Linked DNA regions of Homo sapiens: region 1 is linked to region 2. A link is a contact called in ENCODE Hi-C or POLR2A ChIA-PET data. All regions are on one chromosome and are shown on one strand. Each heading gives the region's core, a stretch centred on a gene start or an enhancer-like site at or near the end of the contact. The rest is flanking DNA. Distances are from core to core; before and after follow the strand shown.

The links. Hi-C counts contacts between places; a loop is a spot of excess contacts on that map. ChIA-PET counts read pairs that join two places held with the same protein, here RNA polymerase II (POLR2A). Pooled maps may share reads with other maps.
Region 1: a pooled map shows a loop between it and region 2 (2.8-fold over the local background). The contact joins two enhancer-like sites. A Hi-C loop is called at or near these places in 4 of 168 maps with a recorded cell type or tissue (Calu3, mammary epithelial cell and naive thymus-derived CD4-positive, alpha-beta T cell) and 11 of 50 pooled maps. POLR2A ChIA-PET finds 5 or more read pairs at or near these places in 1 of 52 experiments (MCF 10A).

The regions. Positions count from the first base shown.
Region 1 is chr2:70,506,585-70,513,681 of GRCh38, reverse strand. All of the region lies in intron 2 of TGFA (transforming growth factor alpha), which reads left to right. Among named protein-coding and RNA genes, the nearest start is that of TGFA-IT1, 28 kb to the right of the region's middle. Within about 2 kb of position 3,926, at least 3 of the 41 ENCODE cell types and tissues checked have a DNase peak (open chromatin) inside an H3K27ac peak, as active enhancers do.
Region 2 is chr2:70,340,413-70,347,432 of GRCh38, reverse strand. It overlaps the pseudogene BRD7P6. Among named protein-coding and RNA genes, the nearest start is that of FAM136A, 42 kb to the right of the region's middle. Within about 2 kb of position 3,057, at least 3 of the 41 ENCODE cell types and tissues checked have a DNase peak (open chromatin) inside an H3K27ac peak, as active enhancers do.

The DNA.
Region 1 (7,097 bases), core at 2,677-5,176, 170 kb before region 2:
ACTGGAGGCGACACTGCCAGTCCCACTGGGTACCACTGCTCCTGCAGCCCCACCAGTCCCCCTTGCTACTGTTATCCTTGATGCGCTTGGACCCTTAAGGTGCCTAAGCCACTTGGTGGTCCATGATGACACAGAAGAAAATGCCTGTCCCACTCTGTGTCGTGCTTTGTTGGGGCTGGAAGTGGAAAGGTGTAAGTGTGTCCACCTCAAAACAGTGCATCTGGAGTCCAGGGTCTACTAGGGTTTCCATAAAGCAGTACTTTCACTTTTTAATTACCTCCCATCCACAAAGGACTCAGATATGAACATATAGGGAGGAAAAAGAGGATAGCTTAGTAACTTCACCATGCCATTCTCAGAATTGCCCCAACCCCCTTTCTAGAATGCACTTGCCCCAAGCTTCACCTTCTGCCCCTCCTACAGATAGACCTCTGGTGACCTGCCCAAACACTAGAAAGTACTGATACTCTAGCAACACTTACGCACTGGGTATCATTTGAGAGAACCTGGACACTGGGCCAGTTGGGGGTTACCACTCATTTTGATACTTGTCACTATGATCTCCACGCATCTCCATGGGCTAAGAAGCCTCCTGTGTTTTCCTCACCCTCCCTGTTCTCTTCTAAGCCAAATTGGGTAGAACTGAGGTATAAAGGCCTTGAGATTAAGCCAGAAGGGGGAGATGGAGTCCTGTGCCCCAGGCCTCTATCCCTAGTTTCCCGGCTCTCTGGTGAAGCCTTCCTCCTGCTCCTCCTGATTCACACTCTAAGACCTGGTAGGCCAAGAGCCATGTTCTCCACTGAATCAGGTGACAAGTTGCAATGATGGCAAGTGCTGACACTGCCATGCATAGAGAAGGGGGTCCTCTTGGTTATTTGACCCCCTCCTCCAAGTCTCCATCCATTCAGACAGACAAGAAAACCCTAAGGGATGTCGCCCTGGAGCCTGTTCCCCAGGAGCCTGGCATAACTCCTGCCTAGGCCTTTTGGGGTTCCCTAGGCCCTGCTGGGCAGATGTGGGCAGACCTGATAAATTTGTCCAGAAGGGGACTATTCTTTTTGCAGTCGTGAACAACCTCTGTTCCATCTTTTCTTCCTGAACTTTCTATGAGAACATCTCTGAGGTTTACTTCCCCTCATTGTGACATGTGGTCAGAAAACAGCAGTTGAACCCCTGCTGCGTTGCATATTACCCTGTAACCAGCTCAGTGCCACTCGGGGGCCTGAGGTGGTCTGTGAGAGCAGAGGCAGTGCCACACCTTCTAAAGTCCAGAGAGCCTCAAGCCCCCCGGGTTGGCTGCCAGTCTGCAGAGGAGGGAGGTGGCTGCCCGTCTGCCCTCTCTGTTGCTCTCTGTTTGATGGGTCACTGAGCTACAGAACTTGCACCCCAGGGCCTTAGAGATTTAATGAAATTACTCTTTCCAGAGTTATTTACTCTTGGCCCTGCCCCATGAGACCCAGACATGAATCCAGAGAGGGCTGGGCCAGGAGAAAAGTCCAAGTGGTGATGACCGTGTTATAGTCACACCTCCAAAGGCTGGGGCTTTATGACTAGATCAGGCTTATGCTTAACTTTCTTTCCTTTAGGGTGTCCTTCCTGTCCCCTAGAGGACTGCTCAGGCCCTGGTAGGCCTTCCCACCCCATCCCACCCACTCTCTCATCACCGCACAGGGCTGAAATCCTGTGGTGGGCGCAGCTCAAACTGGGGACCAACTCCCACCAGCCACACTCACTGCCCGTCATTGTAGCAAGTGTGTGTGTGTGTGTGTGTGTGTGTGTGTGTGTGTGTGTATTCATGACTAATAAGTAAAACTCTCTGTTAACATTGTATTAGAGAAACCTTCATCCACAGAAGAAGAGATAGTGAAATCAGTTCCTGTATACCCATCACCCAGCTTTGACAATTAGCATCATTCTGTCATTTTTCTTTGATCTATTCTCCCTATCTTTCTAATTTCTCCCTGTGCCGGGGTATTTTAAAGCAAAGCCCACTTCACTCGTAACACTTCAATGCGTATACGTAACAGATAAAGCCTTTTAAAACGTCACCACAATTCCATTACTGCACCAGAAAGGCAATGATGATTCCTTTTTGTTAGATCCTCAGATATGGAAGGTAGATGATGCTGTATTTAATTTTGTGCTACTTCGTTTTAATTTGCATTTACTTTCATGTTTTTGTATCTTGCATTCTACTTATATTTCTTTTCAGGTGAACACTGTTTTCATAAAATGTATTCATGTCTCTGCTGAGTGACTTTCACATCTGAGTGCCCCTAACTCCCAATGCTCTGGATGCTGGTGGGCTCCTTTACTCAATCCCAGAATCAATCCAGAAACAAACCATCCAGAAAAATGTAAATGGTGTGAAACCATCCCCACCAGTTAGGTGTGAAAATGGGTAATTTTAGAACAAAAGCTATAAGGACTTTACCCATGATGTAAATTTGCAGGCCTTCTCACTGTAAGAGTTGATGGGAATGAGAAATAATAACGGATGCAAGATAGGTTTTGATACATTCCTGAGTGACAGCACTAGAGCATAGGGCAACAGGAGTACTCAGGGTGAAGCCGACACACTTTAATGGAACATTGTGGAGAGAAAATTGCAAACTCCATGTGCTAATCAAAGGTGTTAAATGGGCTCAAAAGAGCATGGGGCTTATCTCATGTGGCTTTCTTGTGCATTTTTTTTCTTTTATTTTTAGAAATGAGATCTTGCTATGTTGCCCAGGCTGGTCTCAAATTCCTGGACTCCAGCAGTCCTCCCACTTTGGCCTCCCAAAGTGCTGGGATTACAAGCATGAGTCACCACGCCTGGCCTTTCTTGTGCATTTTGGGGAAAAAAAAAGTTCTGTGTTCTTATAACTTGACCATTGCTCTTGGCCTTTCTTCTTGACATTTCATTGGTTTCTTCCTGTCTTCATTTCTCTTAGATCCCCAAATATAAAGGGCAGATGATGCCAGCGTCATAGGAAACTGGCATTGTCATTAGTAAACGCTTCTCAGACAATTTGAGTGGGACAGCAGAGGGATGTGGTGACTGAGGCTGGAGGTGAGAGATCATGGGTTTTGGGCCATTTGGTCTCAGTTTTTTCTGAGTTTTCTGAGGGTTTTTTTGAGTTTTTTTGTCCAGTCACTGGGCAAGTTAGTTTTCTGGTTCCTGTTTGGATTTGTTTCCTCATCTATTGGACTTGAATCAGAAGTGGCCTGTGAGGTTTTTCACATGACCACACACTGATGGATTGGTAGAGATGACTTGGAGAGCCAGGGTGGGGAGGGTTATAAGGCTGACTGCAGGTTTTAGGAAGTACTGCACTGATCCATTGGTGATGCTAATTGTCATAGGCCCAAGGTAGGGAAGTGGTAGTGTCACTGACACGTATTTGATTTTCTTGGAACTAGATGCTTTTTTACATTCAGGTTCAAAGATTCTAGTTGCTGGAACTATACAAAGGAGCAGGCTTTCTCTGCCTTGTCCTCAAGGAGCCTCCCATGCAGGTGAGAAAAGACAGCATGGGAACCCGTGGGGGAATGTGTCACAATGATACGGGCAAACTTGGCTGACTGCTTAATGCATGATTTAGAAAATAGTTGCCATGGGAGTGAAATCAATAGCATGGTTGGGGACAGAGTATTTTTATCAGGTTGGTTGTCAATTTGTAAAGCATGCAGAGAAACATTAGCTGGAGGCAGGACGAGGGTGGCAGCACCTATAGCTTAGAACACCTGTCACACCCTCTCCAGGAAGGAGTTATGACCTATCTTCAAAAGACACTTTTAAATGCCCCTTAAGAGGGACAGAATGCACCCTGGTTAAGAAGTTGTTGGGTGGCTACTTGCTTAACCCTGAGAAATGTTGCACAGTTCCCAGGCTGCCCATCTGGTTCTCATATTTCCATGAGACTCACTCTAATGACCAAGGGGGTGTGGTGAGGGCATTACTCAGGCGCCCGGGAACCAGCCTCCAGGCTTCCATCTGCTATCTGCCTTGCATGAGCTGGGTACTCAGGGCGGCACTTTAAACCTCTGAACTTCTGCTCCTTCCTCTGGCCTGTGTCTAGGGACACCCACCTGGAATCAAGGCATGTTTGAAGGCTTGCTTAATTTAGTGTCTGGGAGGCTTCTCAGAGGTGAGGATGAAAGAACATGGAAATTTACAGTGCGATTATTCATGGGGAATGTCACCATTATCAGCTGGCTTAGGGAGATGGTGATCAGATCTCAGTGGTGACCCTGGGCTTAAATACGTTTAGGTGGCAAGTTTGAGCTGGGGGTGCACAGAAGGAAGGCAGATGAGATTATAGGGAAAAGCCTTTGAAGGCTTTACTTGTTTGGAAAACAGGTAGAACGTGTGTCAGCCAGCAAGCAAGCAATCTGGTTATTGCTCATCTCGCCTAACAAAAGCTTTTCAGAACTGCAAACTGCTTCCCCGTTCCATTGTCTAGAGTTTTCCCACATGGAGCTGAAGTCATTCTAAAATTAGAAGGCTCATGTTTTCTACCCAGGTACTACATGGCTCACCTGCTCCAAATATGTGTCTATAATACAAGACACTTGGTATGTCTCAGTTTGGGGATAAAACCACATACACTCATTTGTGTTTACTTTAAAGAATGCTTAGAAGAGCATTAGGAGGGAATGAGGGATTCTTCCTTTCCTCTCCAAGATTTATCCTTGTCATCCACATTCTCATTTCACCTTCTACTTTTTTTGCAAAGGAAATTGTGCTGGGTCAGTGCTTTTTGAGCAAAAGCTGCTCAGGGTAGTAGACAGAACACAGGATATGCAGTCCAGAATCGTAATTCTGACTCACTGGCTGCAACACCTTAACAGACCTCTTAAATCTTCTTGAACCTCCGTTCTGCCATCAATAAAATGAAGGAGTGGAATGAAGTCAATGTCTTTTCAAACTGAGTTGCAGAATCACTTTACGGGTCATAATCAACATTTTTAAAAGTGGAATTGAATAGTTTAGAGAATTTCAGAGTGCATCACATGGAGGAAGGACAGGTACCATTTCATGACTCTTGTTTTAGTTATTAATAGATTCATATATTGGCATTCTGCATCACTTTACTTGCATGAATTACACCCATATCACTTCTTCTATAATTTCCAGATTTGATTTATTCATAAATAAGAGCTTAGACACTTGCAGAGTAAGTGCCATAAATCTTTCTAGACCTATAACATTCCCCCCCTTCACCTCCCTAGTTTTTTGTTTGTTTGTTTTGAGATGGAGTTTTGCTCTTGTCACCCAGGCTAGCGTGCAATGGTGCAATCTTGGCTCACTGCAACCTCTGCCTCCCAGATTCAAGCGATTCTCCTGCCTCAGCCTCCCCAGTAGCTGGGATTACAGGCACCGGCTACCACGCCCAGCTAATTTTTGTATTTTTAGTGGAGACAGGGTTTCGCCGTGTAGGCCAGGCTGGTCTCAAACTCCTGACCTCAAATGATCCACCCGCCTCAGCGTCCCAAAGTGCTGGGTTTACAGGCATGAGCCACCATGCCCAGCCCTCCTAGTCTTTTATAGTTGTCTTATCCACCCTAACTTAGCAGCAGTTCGTCTTCATTTTTCCAAAACTCTCTACTTATAGAAACAACAGCTCTTTTCTTATGCACAGGTATTTCATTAATTTACATAATATGTAATTAAGTTACATAAGTGCAATAATGAGTACAGCTGACATAAACAGGTTTGGCAACAAATGCAAATGGCCTCTTGGTAAATATATAGCCTAACTGTTGAGAACAGAAATAGGTTGATAAACTAGAGTAGCCAACTGAGGTTTTGCATGCTGAGGGCATTGGTCTAGATGCTTTAGCAAAGAAATGGAGAGTATGGGGTTAGGTAAATCAGGGCCTTGGTTTAAGTGGAGCTCAGTTAATAGCGCATCTACCATCTTCAAAAGAGGCAAGGCAAATGACAAAACTAATGGATGTGAATATGGACATAACCTCCTGAGAAATAGCTTAACATTAATAGCGAACCGAATTCCTTAGTATTAGTAAGTGAAAACTTAAAAATTGTATATGCCCTGTGACCCAACTATCGTACTTAGGGATCTGTTTTACAGAACAATCAGATGTTAGGTTATTATCCAGTAGAGTGAAAAGTAGCCAATGTCAACAAGAGGAAAATAGTTATGGAACAGGTAGACAGATAGGCTACTATGTAGCCCTTTAAAATCATGTTGATGAGGAATGTTTAAAGATTGGGAAAATACACATGATATATACATAGAAAAAGTAGTATATAAAATTGGATGATGTAACTCGAACTTATAAACTATATACACAGATGCAAAAATACAGGGCATATAGTGTTCACATTAATGATCTCTGGTTAATGAGACTATATGTGAATTTCATTTGCATTGTGCTTTCCTGTTTTTCCAGTGTCTAGAAAGAAGAGGCAGTGGCTGCCCTGCAGGTCTGTTGGCCAGTGTGCACTGAGTGCAGGCTGCCTCGGCCTTGCAGTCCAGTGACTGCACCTGCCGAGGCTCCGAGGCTCAGGCAGTACGGCTGTTTCTAGAGCATGGGGAAACAGTGGCGCCTTGCATGAGGGACACCCATTTTTGTAGCTTGGCTCCCAGGCCTCACTCCCCTGCACAGCAGCACTCACAGGACCTTTGCTGTCTGGATGAGTTGTCCCCAGCATTTGCCACTTTGCCTCAGAAGTCTGGGAATATTCATCCAAACTCTTCTTCAGTGCCTGTGACTCCTAAATATTGACCCACTTTGCAGAAATTTCAAGTACTTAACACTTCCAGGTTTCAACAGAGAGGTTGGGTCTTTCTGGGCATCCAGGTCTATGGTCAGTCTCTCAAATGTGAAGACTCTGAAACCAGACAGTCCAAGTTCAAATTCCACCTCTGCCACCTACTAGCTGTGAGACCTTGGGCAAGATACTTAACCTCTCTGTGCCTGGCTTCCTTGCCTGTAGAATGGGGATAATAATAGTACCTATCATAGGGTTGATGTGACAATTAAGAGTTGACTATAAAGCACTTGCAACTGTTTGTATACACGGCAGCTACTCTAAGTGTTAGCTGCTGCTGCTGCTGTTACTACCCTTTTTATCATTACTGGTG
Region 2 (7,020 bases), core at 1,808-4,307:
AAGTTGGAAAACAGAATGGTTGTGTTAAACTAAACTAAAACTTAAAGCCCTTGGCATAAGCATTCTAGGATTTACAGTAGCAGTGGAACTTAATCTTATGACTAATAATCTCAAACTTGAATCCCCTTCACACACATATAAATTCTTCAACATATTAGGTTTCTTCCCATTACAATACACCACATGATATCATATTCAAACCTCACTGCAACCAAAATATAACATCTCTTCTATTAGACTTAATTGCAATAGAAAAAACAATATCAACAAATGTAGCCCAATTCCAAAAACTCAAAGTACAGTTTCTGCTGAATGTGTATCACTTTTGTACCATCTAAAGTCAAAAAATCCTAAATCAAACAATCCTAAGTCAGGGACCATCCACACAGTCTTCAAGAGGTCCCTGGTACAGGCAGGGCTGCCTGTCTCTCTTCTCTGTTCCCATGCTGGGGCCTCCCTGGTTGTTCCCTGCCCTCCCTCAGGTGCTGTCAGTCCACAGAGAGAAGAGAAGCCATGTTCAGAGGCATGGCCAGGTTCTAACAAAAGGGGAAGCCAGTAGCAGTGCCCAGGCTCAAAACCTTCCTCTAAAATCTCATCAGCACCCCCTCACCACCACCCCACACAAGCCACCTCCTAAAACACTCGGTGCAAAACCCTGCAATTGCAGCTTCAAGACAAGTTCCCTAACTCTGTTCCACTCTCTTCCAGCTGGATTGCATCCCCTAAATCCAGTGATCCAGAAATTCTGGAGCCTCCACCAGGAAGAGAGAGCATAGGGTTGGATAACAGGGCAGGTCCCAGGCATTGTTTTGATTCTTGTTCTAAAGGGGCTTGGGCCCTCAGAACAAACTGGAAAACCCACCACCTTTTCATACCAGAGCATATCCCTGGTTTGCTTGAGAAGGACTCTCTAATGGCAGAGTTTTAGAGCCTCTAGGGGGAAAGGGTGAAGGTTGCATAATTGCTTACAAAACCTAGGCTAGGCACGGTGGCCCACACCTGTAATCTCAGCACTTTGGAAAGCAGAGGTGAGAGAATCGCTTGAGCTCAGGAGTTGGAGACCAGCCTGGTAACATAGTGAGACCCCGTCTCTACAAAAATTAAAAATTAGCCAGGCGTGGTCCCAGCTGCGCGGTAGGCTGAGGTGGAAGGATTGCTTGAGCCCAGGAGACCGAGGCTGCAGTGAGATGTGATTGTGCCACTTCACTCCACTCTGAGCAAGAGAGCAAGACCTTGTCTCAAACAGGTCTCTAAGGAGTTCTTAGAGAACCCAGCAACACCTGAGGGACCCTTAAGGTCTCCTACAGGTAGCCAAGACTCTTAAAACTAGGACTAGGGCACAAAGGACTCAAAGGAAGAGTCTGAACTGAAATGAGGACACACTTAGCATGATTGAAGAGAGTTTAATAAAGAGATCAGTCGCATGGTGGGAACCAGATTAAGGGCAACAATCCTGTGATTTATCCTGAAACTAGCAACAGTGGGGAGCTGTTGCTATCTCTAGACCTGAGGGGCAAGGGAGGGAGTGGACACACAGAGAGACCCATGGCCATGGGAGCGAGCTGTTTAAAGGGAGTCACAGCCTTCAGCAGAGAGAGGCAGCCATCGCCAGCCCAAGCCCTTAATGAGACACATTAAGCCTCAAGCACCTTTAACCGCTTTTGCACTTAAAGCAGAGGCCCATTGGTGAAGCAAAGGAGAAATCACAGAGTGGCCCTCTGCTTCTTACTCTCATTCCTTGGCCCTAGAGTTGGGTACTTCTTACAGCCAGGGGACCTGCAGGCTCCTGTTCATTGCCCCCATAGCAGGAAGACAAGGGAGAGCTGGGTTGGATCTTACCTTGGTGGTCCTGGGCCAGATGAAGGATGCCACCTAAACCTCTCTCACACCACCACCCACGTGCACACATACACTTGTACATCTCTATGCATATGTATTAAGAGCTATCAAGGGGCCGGGCATGGTGGCTCACGTCTGTAATCCCAGCACTTTGGGAGGCCAAGGTGGGCAGATCACCTGAGGTTGGGAGTTCAAAACCAGCCTGACCAACATGCAGAAGCCCTGTCTCTACTAAAAATACAAAAAATTAGCCGGGCATGGTGGTGCATGCCTGTAATCCCAACTACTCGGGAGGCTGAGGCGGAGAATCACTTGAACCTTGGAGGCGGAGGTTGCGGTGAGCCGAGATCATGCCATTGTACTCCAGCCTGGGCAACAAGATCGAAACTCTGTCTCAAAAAAAAAAAAAAAAAAAAAAAAAGGCTGTAAGTACTCTGCAGTTGTTAGTTATTTTATTATCAGGGATGCTCTTGGTGGGGTAAATTGGTCTTTAAAATACAAAGAGATTTTGAAGGTCCTGAAAGCAACCTGGAGTGGAAGCGATGAGAAGAAGAAAAAGAGGAGGGCAAACAAGTAAAGAGAAGATCATAAGATGGCTTAAGATTGGAGTCCACTGTAATAAAACAACCAACAAGACATCTCTAGTGGTGGGATGTCAAAGGATTGTAAGAATACATTTAATTTGGAACTGCTGCGTTGTCATGATGTAAACTCCTCCTCTGCCCCAACCCCTAGTACCACAGTGAAGTCTGATCCACACACAACTTGCCTTGTTTGGCGGGAGTGTGGATCATGTGGAAAAAGGAAGAGATTGTACTGCACACATAGGAGAAGGCAGAGTTGGATGGAGACAGTCTTTAAACTGAGGAAGCAGAAGTTTAGAACCAGTGGAAACCATAAGCCTCTCTCCCACTATTTCTCCATCCACACCCTAGCCCACAGCCCTAAGAACCCACAGAAATGTTAGGGAGACCTCTGGATTTCCCATTTGTGAAATAGATGGCTCAAAGGAAGTTTATCTAATTCTTAAGGAATTAGGTGACCCTAACTGACACTTGGGCAACACTTCAATAGACTCAAAACAGGCTGAGACAAGGTTCTTGAATTTGCTTTATTCTGTTATTCAATGATTAGTCATTCATTCATTTATTCACTCATTCAGACATGCAGGCAGTCAATGAATCACATCTACAGAGGATTGGCCACAGGGAAGGCACTGAGCAGTAAGCACTGGAGATTCAACAGTGAACAAGTTCCTGTCCCCACCCTGAAGGCACTTCTGACTGATGAGTGACACAGGCAAGATGAGCACAGAGAGACAAGGAGGCACAGGACCCCGTGGTCATCCAGGCTCTAGGCAGTAGAAGTGGCACATTGGAGGGAAGTGGCAAGGAAGCCCTCCCTCTGGAAATGATTTGGCTGTGGCTGGCATCACCCAGGTCCCTCCAAATGCCTTCCTTTCAGCTGTACCCCAAGACCCATCTTGGCTACTTACAGTCCCCTTCCTCTAAGCAGCAAGTTCTTCTCCATCTCAGCTGCAGCCACTCTGACTTCTGGATTCTCCTCACTCCAGTCCAAGCAGTGAAGTAAGACAGTCTTCCCGGCTCCCTTTTTCTGTTACTTCTCAAAAAATAAAGTACCCAGGCATCTCAGTTTTAAGGATTTGACTGCTAATTACTATAAGGTCATAGGGGACATAAAAAGTGATAAAATGGGTCTGTGTTAGTTACAAAGATTCCAAAATCTTACCACATTCTTAAAGTCCTGATCTTGAGTCAGGAGTTCCTGACTTTCTCTGAGATAGTAAATGAAATGATGATGATGATAATAATAATAGGAGGGGCCAGGCGTGGTGTCTCATGCCTGTAATCCTAGCACTTTGGGAAGCTGAGGCGAGTGGATCACTTGAGTTCAAAACCAGCCTGGCCAACATGGTGAAACCCCATCTCTACCAAAAATATTAAAAATTAGATGGGTGTGGTGGCACGCACCTGTAATCCCAGCTACTCAGGAGGCTGAGGCAGGAGAATCACTTGAACCCAGGAGGCAGAGGTTGCAGTGAGCCGAGATTGTGCCACTGCACTCCAGCCTGGGCAACAGAGTAAGACTCCACCTCAAAAAAATAATAACAGCAGGTATTGGGTGTCTAGGATTTCCAGGTACTTTGCATTCCACAGATATACAAATTTAATAGAATTATCCCCTTTTTGCAGATGAAGAAACAAAGGCTTATACAAAGTGGCTTGTCCAGGGGTGCAAAGCTAGAAAGACATGGATGGTAGGGCCCTGCTATTTGCACTGCACCCCACTCCACGTGTATTCCTGAAGGCAGAGTTCACCACCTCCCCCTCCTCCCTTTGACTAGACCTTGGGCAAAGGTCTGAGGGACCCATTCCCCCATGCTAGCCCCTCTTCCCAGACTCAAAACAGAATCATGGTTGCTTTCCCTTGTTTCAAGTAGGCAACCAGCCTCATCAAGGGTCCCTGGGCTAGGCGATGCCAGGCTGCTCTGAGCTTCAGGACTGACCTGGATTCCTTACCTTCCTTTTCCTCACAAGCACATTCTTATGCTCAGGTAAGCAAGGAACTCACTCAACAAGGAAGAGGTTGGAGCCTGCAAATAAGGATGTTTTCTGTTTCACATACTGTTGTAAGGATAAAATCATTTTTGTGAAAACATGTGACACAGAGTAGGTACTAGATATGTGTGAGTTGATGCTAAACAGGCTTTTCACTCATCTCTAACAAACTCTTCTCAAGCCATCTACCCAATCCTCACTGCTCACTTGAACTAGCTCAGCAGACCACCCCCTCTCCCTAAATCTTCATCTCTTCCTGGTTTTATTAGTTCCCATCTCTCTCAGAAGGAACACCCACCTTACCCCTCTAAGGCTGACCCCTCCATCTGGATGCTGGACCCCATGCCTCACACCAGGCCGTATCAGTTATTCCTCTTTTTTTGTTCGCTTTTTTTTTTTTTTTTTTTTTTTTGAGACGGAGTCTCACTCTGTCTCCCAGGCTGGAGTGTAGTGGTGCGATCTCCTGTATTCAAGCAATTCAGCCTCCTGTGTTCAAGCAATTGTCATGCCTCAGCTTCCGAGTAGCTGGGATTACAGGCATGCGCCACCACACCCAGCTAATTTTTGTATGTTTAGTAGAGATGGGCTTTCGCCATGTTGGCCAGGCTGGTCTCAAACTCCTGGTCTCAAGTGATCCGCCGGCTTTGGCCTCCTGAAGTACTGGGATTACAGGCATGAGCCACCACGCCCAGCCCAGTTATTCCCTTTTAGTCTTTGGTTTCTCATTCCATCTCCTTTCCCTTGCCTATGTGCCAGCTTAGTCTCACCCAAGATTTAAAAAACAAAAACCTCATGACCCTTCCCTCTTCTCAAGTTATAGCCCTTCACTCCTCCCTCCCATCTCTACTGCACTCCCTAAATGCCCTGCCTACCTGGTTTCCTGCAAATGGCATCATAAAAGTCACCAGGGACCTCCTCATTGCCACATCTGATGGTTCCCTTTTTTCTTGATTTTGCAGCTGCACTTGACCCTGAGGGCCACTGCCTCCTAGAAACCATCCCAGCCCATGCCACCATCTCACTGGGTTTGCTCCTGCATCTCTGACCGTGCCTTCCCAGCCTCCTCTGCCACCTCTTTTTCTCTTTAAATGTGGAAGCCCCAGTTTTCTTTCCTTGGCCCCTTTCTCCTTATTTATCACTCTTCCTGGACAATCACATCCACTCATACATCTGCATCAGTCTTCCAAGTCATCATTGCCAGCACCCAAGCACCAGAAGTATGGAGCCAGCCATGCTTTGGTGGAAATTGTGGGTACTGTGAGGGTGCTAGGCTTGGTGCTATCCTTCCCAAAGCTCAGACTTCTGCCTGGTGACCCATGGACACTTTATTCTTAGCTGTCAAATTGATCCATGGGCAAGGACTTCTGCTAGGCACTGGGGAGAATGCACAGAGGCTTAAAGCCCTGCAAGCTGGTCACTAGCCCCCCTTCTCCTTTGCTGGGTTCCCCTCCCTTAGGACATCCACATGGCCACACCCCCCCATCACTGCCATCACAAGTTCTATGCAACAGAAGGAATGATCAATTCAAAAAGGATAAGCCGCCCCTTTGCCAACACCCAAATTCCTTATTCTGTCTCCCCAACACACTTCCCATCACTCCACCCCATTCCCCAGTCAAATGGATCCAGCGTCACATGACAACAGTGCCCTCTAGAGGAGTACTTTTCAAATTGCAGTGGTGCTCTCGATGTGGCTAATTCATTTTCCAAAGGTGACTCGTATGTCCCATCCCACCTGCTGTTCTTACAATGGGACTTTGACACTCCACCCATTATGAAGTAGAGTCTATGTTCCCTTCGCTGCATTGGAGTGGGCTTGTGATTCTGGAGAAAATGATGCTATATGACTTCCACTTGGAGCTCTGAGGCACCTTAATCAGTTCAACTGCCCTGAGGCTGCCATGCACAAGGAAGCCCACACTGAGACCACACGGGGATGCTACCTGGAGAGAGAGATAGCTAATTCAGTCTGTCACTTCCAGCCCCAGCTACTGACCACAGTCACATGAGACACCTAAATCAGAACGGCCCTACTGAGCCCTTCCCAAATTGCTGCCCCAAAGAAACCATGAAAGATACTGAAATAATTACTGTTGCTTTAGGTCATCATGTTGGAATGATTTGTTATGCAGCAATAGATAACTAGATCAGTGGGTCATGAAATCATTCAAGTGTGTCATGACCAGCATTGATTTTTAAGAATTAACTGGTAGAGAACAGAATAGAATGGAAAATGTAATAACAAAAGTTTTGTGGAGAAACTTTTTTCAATAAATGTGTGTGTTTGCATATGTGTATACTGGATCAAGTAATAAAATGTATTTGTTTCTGTGCATCATGTAAAGTTTTTAAAGTTTTAAGAAGCTAGATTATTGTTGCAATTCCAGAAACTACAAAAACCAAACTCCACTAGGATCATCTCAGTGAGTCAAAGAGGCTGGAAATTATAGTACCTTATAAGCAAGTTACAGGTGCACCCATTTAGCTTTGTCATCTAAAGCAGAGGAACAGAAATGCCTTCTGCTTGTGAGAACAAGAAGGGAGGCAACTCCTAGAAAAGCGGTGTTCTAGATGGTTCTTGGATACTTTTACTATAATACTT